Regions from separate parts of the Mus musculus genome. Here region 1 is linked to region 2. A link is a loop called in an ENCODE intact Hi-C map of the cell type or tissue named here. Cell type or tissue: left cerebral cortex. All regions are shown on one strand.

Region 1 (8,000 bases), 530 kb before region 2:
ACACTGATGGGAAACTAAGGCAGGCAAGACACTTCTGTGCATGCACAGCGGGCCCCATGGCTACAAGACCAAAAGCAGTTTCCTGCTCTGCAGTATTTGACCCGGGCCTGTTCTCATGGAAATGCAACTCAGACCTTTCATAGTGTCAGCACACATAGGCTGATTGATTCTGACTGGTATTTCCCCCTTGCAACAAAAATTCTCTTTACTTTAAAAACAAAAATTTTAATGACTTTAGTTTAGAATAATCCAAAATCAGAATTTTAACTATAACTCACAAAAACAATTCTTAAACTTGAGTCTTATTTGGAGTTACGCATGGGATGGAATTATGGCTCAGTAATTACAATATGGGCCTGGAGTGAGGCTCCTGCCAGATCACACTGGGATAATTCATTTACTGTTGTCTCATCTTCTCCATTAAAAGGGTAACTGGCTTACACAACTCAAATCTTTTAATAATTAGAAAAAAAAGCCGTATTTTAAGAGCTCTTGCTTGGCTAACAGCAGCTCTGGAAATGTATTTTGTTGCTAGATCTGCACCTCAGACTGACTTTCAAAGGCAGCCAAATTTCTTTTCTTTTTTTGTCCTTTCAGTACAAATTAGTGGATTTAAGGTATAGCAATTAGTCTCCTCAGATCCTTTAAGTAAGGCAGACTTAAATTTGTTAAGTTCAGCTCTGGAGTGTTCTGAAAATAAAGGTAACACACACACACATACACACACACATATATACACACAGAATTGTTTGCTATTCAAAATAATGAAGCGCATAAATAATGCTGTTTCATAAATTATGGGAAGTAAATACATTGACACATCTGGGACAACTGAAATCAATCTCAACTTTACTGAATATTCTAAGTTAAAATAATCAAAAGTGGGCCCACTTCATCTTTCTGAAGCCGTCTCTCTCCGTCATGTATGCAGCAGCAAAGCCATCATACTGTAACTGATTCACAGAAAATTCAGGATTGTGACCTGAAAATAAGGGGCACTTGTGGTTCTAAGACACGCCTCCAGCTTCGCATTGTGCATATTTTAGACTAACTATATAATGCCTGCTCACTGCACGGCATTTGGCGACACCTCTGCTTCTACTCTGCAGATGCCACCAACACCTTCATCCTCAAAGTTTCCTGATATTGCCAATCGTCACCGGGGTGTGTGTGTGTGTGGAGGGGGGTGCGGGGAATCAAATCCAGCTGAGAACAAATGGTCTGACCAGCTGTAGACTTCATCGACACATTGGGTATTTTGGGGAAGGATTCGTTCCTGGCAGAGAGGAGTAAATTTAGTTCTAAAATTCCTATTCTAGTCATGGCAGAACTATCTTAATCCTTTGTGTGAGTATACGTGTGTTCTGGGGATTAAACTAGGGCTGTGCACACACTGAGCACAGGCTCCACATGCTAATCACATGAGGCTCCACATGCTAATCACATGCTCTACCACTTCACTGATCCCCGGTCCCTTGACCCTCACTCTCTGTGCATTCCTCCTTCTTCCTCTCAACACCCGACGTCGACTTCCAATGTGATAAGGACTCCCTGCCTGTACCTCACCCGTCTTCGTGCCAATCCCTTCCCTTTCATTTTTAAGGATATTTTTATACTTATTAGGTTTACACTGGAAAGGCTTTCATCCGGAGACCTGAGTGATACAGCACGGGGAAACAGCAGTGATGACTTGATTGCCCCCAGAGACTGCTCTATTGTTGAACTAAGTCTCTCTCCTTTGCCAGGCAACCACAGCCTAGGAGATCAGGGCTTTGAAAAGAAATGACCTTTTACTGAGTGAATTATATCCTGTCTGAAGAAAACAAGTCGAGGAAGCAGGAAAACAAAACTCCTGTAAATAATGCAATGTGACACTGGCCTTCACTGGGCGTTTGGTCCACCTCTGTAGGGATTTAAAACGGTTTCTGCCACACAGGACTGTGAAGAGGCGTTAGGAAAACTGCTACCGAGGGGTGGGAATGGTGCACTGTACATTTCAACGGCTTCTGATCTTCTAGCCTGAGCCTCCTGCCGAGTCAACTTACCCCACTAACTCTTACTGGGTCCTACTCCATGTATACTAACTGAATTACCTCCATAATATTAGGTGTGGATTGGCAGGCAGAGGCCAGTCCAGGCAGAGGGCATGCAACTAATAGGTTGCAACCCCTTTGGCATACGTCTATCTCCAAACATAATTGCATTACAATAAGAAGAGTAGCAAAATTACAGTTAAGAAGTAGCAACGAAAATAATTTTATGTTAGGGGTCACCACAACAGGAGGAACTGTATTAAAGAGTCCCAGCATTTGGAAGGCTGAGAAACATTGACCTAGAGAAGTGAAGCACGTTTATGTACAGTATCTTCACATAAATAGAGAAACATTTCAGTGGGGAAACTCCCTTTACTTATATAGGCCCATAGTGTAATTTCCTCTGGTGTCCAAGAAAGACAGCCTCAATTAATCAAACTAGGGATATTCAGAACAATGGATCTCTGCAGATTTCCCCTTCAGGTTTGGCTCTTAGGAGAACAGACATGAATTCTTTGCCTCACTTCAGTTAAGAACTCGGACAAAACTATCGGAAAAGATTCCCGGCCCTGTTTCAGGGGTGTTGGGGATGAAGCAGGTGCCTGCCCCAAGCTCCACGTCCAAGAACTTTCTTCATTCTTTTGTGTGCATGGTTTTTGGGTCGTTCTTATTACAGCCTACTTAATCATAAATCTGCTCAAAAATGAAAGTTTTCTTTGCATAAATCTTGATGTTTGTTTCAGTCTTGGCGAACACACCGGGGGAAAAAAATTGAAAATTTGCAAGGTGTTTTCCATACACCCAATGAACCTTATTAAAAGCATTGGTTATATACTGATGAATATTTGGACAAAAGTCACAAAAGAGGAGGAAATGACACTTTTATATATTCAAAGGGATGGTTTATAAATGATAAGAACCAATGCCTAGGCCAGAACTAATTGGTCTCCCGTTGCAATTCCAGTCTAGTTGTGTGGAAAACTAAACTTCATCCAGTTACTGTAGGCTGGGACTCGGTCTTGTTGGAAATGGACTGAAATGGTTAGGTTACCAACCCTGGCCTCCTACATCCAAGTCTGGGGTGTCCCACCCATGTCCATTTCCTCTTTATTCTCCCACGCTTGCTCTTAGGTGGGTGCCTGCCCTGCATTTCGCACTCCGGCTGCTCCTCCTCCGCGAGGCTGGACTTATCTAAGTTTGGGGCTTCCGGGCTGCCCTCCGCTGCCGGAGAGCTTCTGTCTTCTGATCTCAAAGCCCGTGGCCCGCACTCAGCGGAGCCGGCCACACCTTCTGTGTCCCTCGTCCCCCACCTGCTGGTGGACCCGCGGGTCGCCCTCCACCAGGACCGGCCCCCGCCCGCCTAGCCGTGCCCAGCATCTCCCGCCCTGTCCGCGCCCCGCCTTCCGCACGGCCGCGGCGTCCGCACGCACCCACTCGTTGGCCCGATGGCCGAAAGTGTACAGAGCCACCTGGCTGGCCACGTCCACGATGCGACTGATGTAGGGGTCGTGGCGCCGCAGGGCTGCCAGGCTGATATCGTGTCCCTTCCCAGGCAGGCCACCTGCCGCCGCGGCCGCCATCTTCCCACCCACCCTCCTGCCCAGCCTTCAGGAAGCCCCCTCAATCGACCGCCGAGCGAGCGAGCGAGCGCGGCGGGGCGACCTTCCGGCATTTGGGGACCCGGGCTAGGCTTCGCTAATCGATGGCCGGGTCCTCTCGCGGAGGATCGTCGCCTTGGCAACAGGAAGCTCAGCCCTGCTCAAGGAAGCCCGTTTTATCTATTTCTTTCTTCAGGAGCCTCTGAGCTGTGCCCATTTCCTTCTTGAATACGGCCCACGCCTTTGCAGAGCTCTTCTTTGGCTCTTCGATGACCAATCAAACATAGTCACTCCAAAAAGAACTCTGAGAATTCTTAAATGGGGCTCCCCAATATCCGTGAGGGATTTCCTGAGTGCCTCAGAGGCCTGCAAGGTTATGATTGTCCATGACAATTCTGAGACTTGCATGATGTGTGCAAAAGGACGACTGCACCGGTAAAGAACCAAGGGAGGCCCCAAACTGCACCACTAGCCGGTGTATTCTTGCCGCTGTGCATTATTCTCTGGAAAACTTGTCTGAGCAGCTGAAGCCAGGCGTCCCTTGGTCAAAGTACTAAATTAAAAAAAAAAAAAACAATCTTTGGGTATATTTTTTAAATTAATGTGGGGGAAAAATTAGAAAGAATGGATAACGCAGAGCTGTTGCACGCCATATTTGCCTCTAGGCAAATATGTTCTGCACTTGAGATGGGCTGAATTTGTGGTTTTATTGTAGGTTTTGCTGGGGTTGGAGGGCTTGTTTCTCGAGACAGAGTCTATGGCAGGTTTCAGTCTTTGCTCCTCCTGCCTTGGGGTCTTAAGTGCTAGGACTACTGGGGTGTGCCACCACCCAGCCCAGGGGTTTAATTTTACTTCCACAGAGCATCAGTTTAACATGAAAGAAAGATGAACAAACTTATGGCTATTCAGATAGATTCTGGACAGGCTTTTTCAAAACTAAGATTTTCCTGTTTCTTTCAAGAAATCAAGGGGTAGGTATTGTTGCTAATGATAATTTTTTAGGTTAATTTTTAAAAAAATGGGCCATGAGCTTGACTGTCTCAATACTTAAGTCTCTTCAGATGAGACCTGTGGTGCTATCAATGAGTACACTTCTAAAAGATTATACTCTAATGGGAACTGTCAACATTTGAAAGATATAGCTCCCTTAGCCCGGTCATTCAATGATTTTCAGATAATAAAATGGTGTCACAAACTCACATACAGGTAGGAGATCCATTCAAGGCGAATGTGGATCAGTGGATTTCAGTGTCCCACAAAGTATGAAAGGGTGATAGGACTTCAAGAAACTGCACTTTGTCAAATTTTGATATATCATCAAAGGATATTTATAGTTACATGAACAGATCATTAAAGTGGCATCCCTTGTACCATTACATTGTCTTTGTGAGGCTAGGACTTGTTCATTTATGTGACTTATTAAGTCAGTTTACACTTGGGATGATGAGAATCTGGTAGTTGCTCAGTGCATAAAGCTGAGTGCCTCACGAGTTCTAACATGGCACTGAATACCTGGGTATCTGGGCAGCTGCTGGTCCTTACTCAACAGTGGAAGCCTGGAAACACTGGTTCTCATAACAGTATCAGCATCAAACCAAGCCTGTGGCAATAGGGAAGGCCAGCAAGCAAGAGGTAAAAAAAAATCTTCCTTCTGTCACACAATCTTTTTATCCGGGCTGCACTTAGAAGGCACTGTCCACACTTGGAGTAGATCTTTGCACATTAACCAATGAATCAAGGCCATCAGGACAATTTCTCAGGTGAGGTTCCCTGCTCATGTGATTGTAATTTGTGACAAGTTGACATTAAAACCAACCATCACAGATATTATTTGTTATAAATAAATACATAAACAGTTGGATAGCAGGGAACACACACACACACACACACACACTTTTTATTTAAAAATATTGACTCTGACTCTAAAGTTGATTTCATGATCCACTGAAGGAATGTGACTTGCCGTTTGAGAAACAGAACAAAACCATGTTGTCTATACTTGGTCCTAATGGCTTTCTATTCCCTTCAAGTGGCCCCACAAAGCTGACTACATAGTGTTGCAGGCTAGCCCACTCACTTACTGCTGGTTCCACTGAGTTCTGTGCTTCTGGTCACATGCTTCTAAAAGTCAGATTGTCATTCAAATTCCTTCCTCGCAGAGACAATGTCTACAACCTACTCATAAGGTCCCAACAGCAAAGCAAATTTTGATTCCATCAAAACTCACCTTGGGCAGCCAGTGAGTTTATTAATTTTACTGACAGAGAGCATGGGTGGTCTTGAAGCAGTAGCACTGCAAAGCCTTTACACAGCATTGGTGATGTCAGTGTGTCCTCAGTAACCGAGATAAATCCCTTTCTTCATCCCACGCCTATATGCTCCAGACCCTTCATGAGACCCTAAGGTCATATGGCATTAGGAAAAATTACATATAAATGGCTGGACACTATAGTTGAAGGTCCCTTGACATACCATGTCCCTCCTTCCTGGAGGAGATGTCCATGGGCCCAACTGTGATGAACTCTCAGAAGTAGGCACAGTGGCTGTTTTGCTTGGAGGATAGCACTGTTCAGAACATAAACATAGTTTAATTTGCATTAAGGGTAAAGTAGAATTTTCTGGCTAATCCTTGAGCCCTGCCTTAGTGGCATGAGTATGCAGATCCTGCTGTGTGCCTTCCTCATTTTCAGTGGGTCATTGCTTGCTTTCTCCTTAGTTTCCCCCCTTGTCCCCACAGGCCACTTTTCTCTTAATTTTTCAGGTCTGTCCATGTTGAAAGAGAGATGAATAAATCCCACTTTCCAAAGGACAGGCTATTTTGAGCCCACTGGAGAAGCCAGGCAAGGCAGGAGCCATTATGGTATCAGAAATACTCATAAACACACCCAGGCCTTATCACCCTAGTGACCAATTCAGCCCCAGTCACAGGGTGCTTATAGAGTGCACAGCATGAACTCTGTTCATGCCTTCTCCATGACTTTTTCAGCACCTTGCCTTTCCCAGGCCTGACCTCACATACAAGGAGTAAAAGAGCATCCTGCCACCTGCTTAGAGATTCACAGGTAAGTCTTAGTGAAGGATTTATCTACCGTCTTTGTCTGGTCTTAAGGAAGGAAATGCCCACCTCTGTTCAACCTTGCCTTGCTTGGCAGTTTTCACCCAAGTCCCTTGCACACTGTCATCTGTGTTCCTCGCCTTCTCCTTGAATGACATTTTCCCAGAGAGCTCACTCACTGCCTTTCTCTGTGGAGCTCTTTCTGCCTTTGAGACCTTCATGTACTCCATTGTCATTTTTCTTGTGGCACTTAACTTAGTAGGCCCCGAGTTAGAGCTATTAATGTATTTATATGACATATATAATTATAATTCTAAAAAGGATAAAAATAAGAATTATCATGATAAAAGGGGATTTTTACAGAGAGCCTAAAAACAGGTTTTGCATTCGCACAGACCTAGCTTAGAGTTTCTTTGCAAATAAGTACAGACTTCATACAATAACATTTTTATTTCATGTGTGTTTGGTTTTCATGCCCTTTGTTGTCTCTGGACCCCGTGGTCCAGTGCCTGTGGATTATGGAAATTTAGAAAATGCTAATTCTATTGAACAAAACCTGAACTGGTTGACTTTCTGCATTACATGTCTGATTTTAAAGAGCCCTGAATTTACAGAATATTGAAACCAAAGCTGAGATAAAGAAACACACTGTAGTGAATTCTGAGCTTTCAGAGTTAAATTATAAAGGATAGAAGGAGAGGTGGAAAGAGTTTTTGTTTACTTTGTTTATATTTTTTCGAATCATTTTGAAGTCCTAAAGACCAGAAACCACACGTGGCAAAAGAAAACCACAAATGATGTTGAAATGACTTCAGCATTGGCAGGTCTCTCATCTCCGTGGCCCACAGAGCAACATTCTTTTTCTTTATTTCACCCAAATGCTCAAAGTCTGGTTTTCTAGGGTAGTGCCAGGAGTCTGTGTACTTTCGGTTTGAATAATCTGTGTTTTAGATTTAGTTTATCACAGCAAAGGACCACTTCAAACAGACAAAGACCTTTTAATCCACATCTCTTCCACTTCCACAGGCTGCACAGAGCTGCGGGATTCCACTGTGTCTCCATAGTCCTCAGCCTGATGTTGCGGACGAACAGTGAACCTTCAGGTTGCATGGTTATCTTGTGATTGTCATTATGCCAGAGCTTTGCTCTATGAGGTTAGATACAAAATAAGTATGTAGACTGATAAAGGATAGTGTCTGTGTCTGGGATATTTATACCAGTGTGATGACAAGACAAAATTGGCCACATAATTCAACAAGGTAATTGTAAACATAAAATGCTAAAAATGTTTGAAAATATGACAACATAGAAACA
Region 2 (8,000 bases):
TCGAGTTTGCCCAAGAACCATGGCATGAATGGCTTCTATCAGACCTGAAAGACTAATGGCTTCTGGACTTCTACCTTCCCTGACTGTGTGGTGTGAGTGAGTTCCCTGTGAAAGGGCAGTCAGCAAGAACGGAGAAGGCGGATGTGTTAGTCAGCCTGGCATTATAACTATAACGTGCCTAGAGCAACTTGCTTGCAACATAGCTTTGGAGGCTTGAGTGTAGAATGCTCTCATCAGTGCTTCCAGAGAGAGTGGTAGATGGTGGCAGGATTGTGTGTAGGAGCAACACACTTGCATCTGTAACCAGGAGTCAGCAACGGAGCAGGCTGGAATCCTACAATTCTCAGAGAGTAGGCCTTCAGTGATCTACTTTCTCTTCCCTCCCCTTCTCATTCCTCTTCCCCCTCCTTTCTTCCCTCCCTCCCTCCTCCCTCCCTCCCTCCTCTCTCCCTCTCTCCTTCTCTCTCCTCCTTTCAATAGGCTTTATTTTTGGAAATTCCACCCTCCTCCTCCAATAGCACCACCCTGGGGACCAAGCTTTTAACACATGGTCCTTTGATGGACACTTAACATCCAAACCACAGCAATTGGCATTACTCATAGTTCAGACTATGTCCTCTGGAGCTGTCCCTGATTTGATTTTCTATGCCATATCCTCTTCATATCTGATTGGTTGATGGGTTGATCTATAGACCCCGCTTCTTTCTTCCGTTTTCTCTACAGTGATTGATGCTGGTGATCTTTTCTCATTCATGTCTGTTTTCCTCACTACTCTATGTAAAATGAATTTACTCAAGAAAACCTCTGCCCTGAATCCAGCTGCTTAACTCCATAAAACCATACTATGTTCATAAAAAAAAACCTATAAAAAATATGAGGTGTTAGTATACACAAACTTAAAGACTCTCTGCCTCCCAGAGCAGCTTGGGGAATGCAGGGATGATCCAAGGAAAAGGGTTGGTGACTTGAACCCCTCACAGGATGCCAAAGGAGTTCTGTCCTTAGATGTAGGGAAATTAGGCAAAAGACACTTGCATGATAATTAATTCTGCATGCGTATGCAGTGCAAGTTGTGGAAAGGTTTGTTTGGAGTGGTTAAATAGTTTTTTAATTAGATTATATTCCTATCATAACCTGAAATGTCAATAATTACAGAAAATTAAGATAATTTGTATGATAAACACTGAAAAAAGTCCAGTGTATAAAAATATAGCAAAAAGAAAACTAAAATTTTATATCAATGATTAAACAAAAATTAATAACACAAGGGATGTGTTCCCAAGCTGGAAAACTCATTGCTGAGACACTACTTCCCTGCAACATCATATATAGATTCAAGACAATCCCAATTAAAATTCCAAAGGGACCCTACTCCAGAAAAAAAAAAAGCAGAAGACAGGGATCTACACAGCAGACCAGGGGCTGTTAGGATGAACCTTCAGGTTCAAGGTTTCGCCCGTGTGGGCAGCTCTGGCTTGACTATGGAGGGCAGCACAGGGTCTAGTGAAGGGCAGTGTAGCCACAGATATTCCAGTCTTAGCAACAGGACTGCGTACCAGGACATAGTGTGCCTTGAATTTGCTATTGACAGGTTTGGCAAGAACAACTCAAAACAATAATAGTCTTGAGTTAATGAGTTGATGAACCCAGGGCTGCAGCACAGTAGGTCTAGGATGGCATGAGTGTCCCTAATGGGAGACTTTTCACCACTGCTTCCACAGGTTCTTAGTAGGACTGCTAGTCCTGAAACTCACTCTACCCTCCATGGCTAGAGTCATTGTCTTCTAGAAAGTCCCTGGGGCACCGAGTAGGGGACTTAGGGATCCGAGTATTGGTTGCTTAGTAAGGAGTAGCCTAGTGTAGGAGAGAAAACGTTGTCTACCAGAGCCTCCTGGGAACTCAGCAGTCTAGAGTAACGTCAGCATCGTGCGGACATATTCGATGATGAATCAGTCAAAAGGACAAAGAGAAGGAATGAAAGGTGGCTCCAAGCTCCCTGACTTGCCCCTCAGGGACTGAGCCAGTACAACAGTTCATTGACTTTGAGGAGAGTGGGGAGAGGCCAGCCTGAAGGGGCTGCAGAGATGGATTGGGTTTTAAAAGCTATTAAAGTCTTGAACAGGCAGTGTGGACAGGAGCTCTGTTTTCGTAGTCTGCACTACATGTGGCCTTCCTAAGTAGATGCTCCAGGAGAGCTGCTCTGGACTCTCGTCTTCCCAGAGAGGATGTGCATGGTAAGCTAACAGGTGGGGCACTGGGGAGAAGGAACTGGGGGGAGGACATCTGGAGGCTAACAGCTGGCATGGCCAAAACAAGAGACCAAGACAGAGCACGATGTCTCAGGCTAAAGGGCTGTGTGAGGGATGCAGCTACAGAGAAGTAAGGGAGAGGGAACAGAGACCCGGAGCATGCACTGCTTGTCCTGAGAAACAGGAGGGGACGCTAGATGTTCAAGTCCCCTTATTAGTCCCCTCTGTGAGTAGTGAGTGGTTCAGAGGACTATATTTCCTCATAGTCATCTCGACCCAGACAATTTAGTCTAAACGACTTCAGGAGTAAGTAAAACGTTTTCTTTTAAAACTTGAATTAGCCTCTTTTTTAGATGAGTGGTCTTAAACCCTTTCTAGACTTACAGTTTATATGTCATGATAAATATTCTGTAATTCATATTCTATTATTTTAATTCCAAGACATTCAGCATAAAATGTTGAAAATGAGGATTTCTTAGCCATAATGTAAAGGGTGTGTATAGTAAAAGACCCACAGAAGTTGAAGACAACAGAAGAGCAAAGGTACAGGACCTTGGACTAAAAGCCAAAGTTACAGCAGGCCAGTTTTATTTGTACACGGTACCTACATACGTGTTTCTCAGAAGACATGTGGTTACATCACACTTAAGACACAGCTGCCCCACACAGCAGGATATGTGGTATCCCTAAATCTGCAAAGCTGGCTTGGTCACCAGGACCCACTCTGTAGCTCTACCCAGTTCCGCAGTGCCCCCTGGAGGCCGACCAGTGGAATAAAGAGCAGGGTGGAACTTCATAGAGCCTCTTAACTGGATTTAGTTGAAATCTGTTTACCTTAGCTACTAAGAATCAGTGTCTTTCACTGTCAGTGAAACCCATGGGACCACAGACTCACCACACATGTCACTTAAAGAAATAGAAACGGAAAAGAGGAGGGAGAGAGACTAGGACATGCCACAGCCCCTTCTGCTCCTCTGGCCTCATTAGGAGAGCCCAGTGGCCTGTGGGTGTGCAGCCAGCCCCGGCTTGCTTTTTAGCAGCTGATTGGTAAGAAGGCATTCCCCTGATTATTGTTTATTTGTGGTGTGCCCACGGACACCTGACGTGCACAGTGCCCAGCAGACAGGCACAAACGAGCTCCTCAGGAGGGGCCTCCTCGCCACAGCGCTTGTACCCAGAGATTTGCATATTGTTGCAACGTTGTGACAGGTTTCTTTCCTGCATGGTGCTTTTACCGTGAATGATAAAAAAATAATTATATGACTTACATAAAGCCTTAGTGTGGGAAGGGAAGTATTAGCTATTACACTTAATTATTTAATGTGGAAACGTATTCACACTGTGTAAAAGCCCAGTGGGAAGGTACACTGTGGTTCCCTGTCTCTGATCCTGCCACTGGAAAAGAAACTGAAGGCATGAGAAGAGGGATTCCCAAACCCAGAGGGTGTTGAGGCAGGAACTCAACCCAGGCAAAGCAGTGGCCCTCCTCCGCAGGAGGGGCCTTCCGTGAAGCAGGAGCCATCATGAGAGGAGGCAGTCATGGCAGCCACAGTGGGCATCAAGCACTCCCTCAGATGCAGACCTTGCAGTACCTGACACTGCACAGACTTCATATTCCCACAGAGGCACACGCAGTTGCTATTGCCGTGTCCTATGTGAGTGAGCTGAGGCACTGAGAGGTTAAAACGCTTGCTCTCGGCTCTCAAGCCTCATCTCTGAAAGCGAAAGCAGCCCACCATTATGTTTGTGTCTTATTACAAAGGCGGTGCTGGTGGCTGGATCTAATGGTCTTCATAGCATCATGGCTTTGCAGTCAGGCACACATGGGGCGAGCTGATGAAAGAAAGATGCTAAGCCGGAAGGAGCATGTCTTGCCTGGGTTGTGAAGGCTTCCCTAGAGCCTGGGCTATCACACTGTTTAGAGATCTGCAGCAAGACTAAGCTCTTTCCCACTCAAAAAGGGCAGCCTGCTCTTCCAGTACCCACTGGCATTGCTGCCAAAGCCTCTCACTCATAGACTATAGTGCAATGTGTGCTTGAACCTGAAGCTCTTTGCCATGGCTGGCTCCAGGGATACAGCCTTCAGCACTCCAATCATGTCTTTTTGCATAAATCTGTTCATTTATTCTAGCATGGGTAGGGAAAAGCAATAATGTGCTCCTCTAGTCTACCCTGGCACAGCTAAGGCAGAGGGGGACAAGCTCCTGAGTCCCCTGAAAGGAACTTAACCCATAGCCCCAAATTCCATGTGCTCTAGTGAGCGGACCACGAGCTTTGGGGATTAGTTTCAGGTCTGTGGACTCCATCCTCGCACAGTTCTAGGTGCTTGGTGGCTCAGATCATGTGTGATGAGATAAATATATCGATGCCTTAGAAATTTTTCCAATGGAACTCCAGGACAGGTGTCTATGAAAAGCACACATTCCCAGGTCTACGTGCTCCTCTGACCATCCTCGGAGTACCCTATCACTATCCCAGCCAGTGCCTCCTCAAAGCAAGGACGCGACCCTGGCCTGCTCTTGCCAGCTGTCCTACAGTGACCGGCGTTTGCTGCAGGAAGCTGTCCAAAGCTTCTGAATTAGCACAGCACAGGATGAGCCTGATGGAAACACAGAAGTCCTCGCTGCCTTGCAGGCTGTAGATCATGAGCAGCTGCGTGCTTGGTTATGCCTTCTCCATTAGACGCCGCTAATCTCCATGATTAGTTATATCTAAGTGGCACCCTGATGTAATACGATTTATATTATCTCTGCTTGGTGTCAGTTAACCGTGGATTCCATGATATTCCATAAGATCAGCCCTTCACAGACACACTGAGGCTTTTACTGTTGCCACTGCTGTTTCTGGCTGGATTCGGCACCTCTTCCCAGTTTATCTAGTTTCCCGCCTCTCAGTTCCACATCCCAGGACCCAGAAAAGCGAGTGGTTCTAAGAACAAGGCTCAGCCTTCCATTATGCCTGTCCCTCCACACCACCTCACAACCTGCTCTGTCCAGCTCTCCCCAAACACTTCCTCCCCCGAAGCTAAGAACCTCGACTCTGTTTGGGGACCCCAGGTTGGGTATAGACCATGTTTCTCCCTCTCATGTTAGACCCTGCTTTGCAAGGAGGGTTTGGCCACTCCCTCTGGTCTCATGTTGACTGGTGTTCTTTCACCTGTCGTGGTTCTGTGGTCATCCCAGAGTCCTAGAACCCAACCTTGAGTACCTCACATTCAGCCCCACACCCAACTTCTCTCTCCTCCTCTTCCTCTTTCTTTTCCCTCTCTTTTTCTCTCTGTCTTTTTTTTATCATTTCCTTGTTCTCAGTATCCCTGTCTCCTACCAGCCATGTGTTCTGTGACTCCCCAATCCTGCTACCACCCATGTCTTCTATGTCTCCCCATGCTGCACAGTCCCCTGTTTCCCATCAGCCTTAAGTGACCTCTTTGACCACTACCATGCCCAGCTCTTGTTTTTCACATTATTGCAGTGACTCCTGAATGTGTTTGCCATTCACATCCCATGGGGCCAAGTCTTCCCTTGCCCATGTTTTGTTTTTAACTTATCTCTCTGTCAGCATCTCACATCTAGCCTCAGCTCAGATCTCCCATAGCTTTCCTGGGTGTGCTTTTGTGCCCCTGGAATAGGCAGAAGGTATATCACCTTCCACATCAGGTACCAGGAAGGTCTTGGCTTCCTCCTTATTTCTTTGCTTGGCTTTGCTGGACCCATATAAGATGATGAAGGTGGGCAGGAAGGAACATAGAACACAACAAATAGTAGGGAGGGCCTAATTTTCTATGAATAAGTATCATAACATTGGCATACTAATGGAAGTATACACAGAGGGATTTGTGGCTTCCCGTGTTACCACCATCTGTTGTGAGGTTTGTGCCTGTCCTGATAGAGGAGGCTTCTGGTTGGGGCAGAGGAGAAACAGAATCCAGAATTCTGCAATGGTGTAGACCTACAACCTCTCCTGCAGTAATCTTTCTCTCTATATCAAAGATGGAGGCCCCCTGCCCCGGAAGTCCAGCACTCTTCTCCACAGCTTCTAGCCCAGGGAAGACCACATCTCCTCTCCTTGAACAGTTGTTTCCTAAGACCTCTGCAGTGTGCAATCTATATGAACTTGAGTATAATAAGATTAAGCCACGACAACCTGCACACTGTCACAGTGTCAACACTGCCTGCCTGACTGCTCTAAGAGCATCTCAAGAATAGTAACCAGATAGATGGTGAGCAGAAAGAGCCTTGGCCAGCCCAAGAAGCTTTCCCTCTTTCTGTTCCTTCTGCATGTATTGCTTCTAGATGCCTCGTGTTGATTTCTGTTTGGCTCAGCCCCACATGACCTGTGGATGCTACTTAACAATGAGGCAGGCAGGTTGACTCTAGTAACGATGACAAAACTAATATGAATTTAGAGCTCCCTCCAGATTACTGGTCTGAGTGCTTTGTATGTGTGGTATCTTGTAAACGTCACCTTAATGCTAAGATCAGCCCCATTTTCTACATAGGAAAACAGACACAGAGTCTAAGCTATTTGCTCACTCTTGGTGCTACAGTTTGGATCTTGACTCTATTGAGATGCAGCTGGACCTTTAGAAGTAGGGCCCTAGTGGGAGGATGTTGCGGGAAATATTAAAAAAAAAATGAACTTGCCAACTCTCAGTGGGACCAGGCCAAGCTCCTGCACTCCTGCTGCAGCCAACAACTCTCTAGAGCTAGCCCCGCACCAGGTGATCTCACTTGCTCCATCTCTCAGCCCTGCTAACTCTCCAGCTTTGAGAGGCCACAGGGCTCCCACCAGGCCATCCCTTGGACTGCCCCCCCCCCCAGTTCCTCTTGCTTCTATGCAACACCCCATGCACCACACAGTAGCCATCTCAACACCTAATTACTCTGTAGAAACATGACTCTTAAAGCTTAATTATCCAATTAGATTTATTTAACAATAAGATCACAATTGACAAGATGCCAATACAATAATTTCAGAGCCAACTGACAATGATAAAAGCTTTACCCCAATTATTCTAACCTTGTGAAAAATCTTAGCTTCTTATGGCTGTTAAAACCACACAGATCAGGATCTTCTTCCTGTCTGTCTGCCTCCATGTTGGCTTCTCTCTCTCCTTCTGAGACCTCGAACTCTCTGTCTCAACTCCTTGCTCTGCCTCCCTTCTCCTGTCTAATCACAAGCCTCCCACCTAATGTGATTGGACAGGAAAAATCCTGCAACAGGAGGAAGCTAGGTCCTTGCCAGAGTGTCTTTGACGTATAGAGGCCCTTTCTGTTTCCTTTGCTTGACCACCATGCGATAAACAGACCTGTTCTACCATTGTGAGCTGCCTCACCAGAGACCCAAAGCAACAGAAACAACACCACGAATTCAAATCCTGAGCCTTCCTTTCTCACTGATTCCCACGAGTACTTTGTCATGGTGATAGGAATCTGACACACACAGCTGCCCAGTTAGAAAGTGGCAGCATAGGATTTGAGCCAACTGCCTCCAAAGATCATTTAGTTAGGAACACTGCCTGTGTCAACAGAGTAGGGCTCCCATGACATCATTGAATCGAGGTACAACTAATCCAAAAGAGAAGAAAATACAAAATCCTCGTGCAGGTGAAATGTAAAACTTTTGTAGTCATGTTTCCTTCCTGAAAATGATCTGCTGAAGCAAATGCTAATTAGCTGTCCATTGCTCAGAAGCTCTGCCCAGGGAGAGGAGGCTAGAAAGCAATGATCAGACTTTGACAATGGGGACCAC

What was found. Peaks named below come from ENCODE experiments on the same cell type or tissue, not always from the same donor. Only the 100,000 strongest peaks of a DNase experiment are listed, where the experiment ranks them.
Region 1: a loop joins it to region 2, with 1.9 times the contacts of the local background. A loop is called at or near these places in 3 of 42 quality-filtered maps.

Annotation. Positions count from the first base shown.
Region 1 is chr6:119,170,906-119,178,905 of GRCm38, reverse strand. Dcp1b (decapping mRNA 1B) reads right to left here and starts at 3,653. Exons shown (of 9, transcript NM_001033379.3): 1 at 3,464-3,653. The coding sequence starts at 3,613. It also overlaps a transcript of Cacna1c not described here. In left cerebral cortex, a CTCF peak has its summit at 3,348; DNase peaks (open chromatin) are centred at 1,275, 3,405 and 3,722; H3K4me3 peaks cover 1,604 bases; H3K27ac peaks cover 1,297 bases.
Region 2 is chr6:118,641,851-118,649,850 of GRCm38, reverse strand. The region is part of intron 29 of Cacna1c (calcium channel, voltage-dependent, L type, alpha 1C subunit); the gene reads left to right. Among named protein-coding and RNA genes, the nearest start is that of Gm38887, 50 kb to the right of the region's middle. In left cerebral cortex, a CTCF peak has its summit at 3,004 (motif pointing left); DNase peaks (open chromatin) are centred at 247 and 2,973.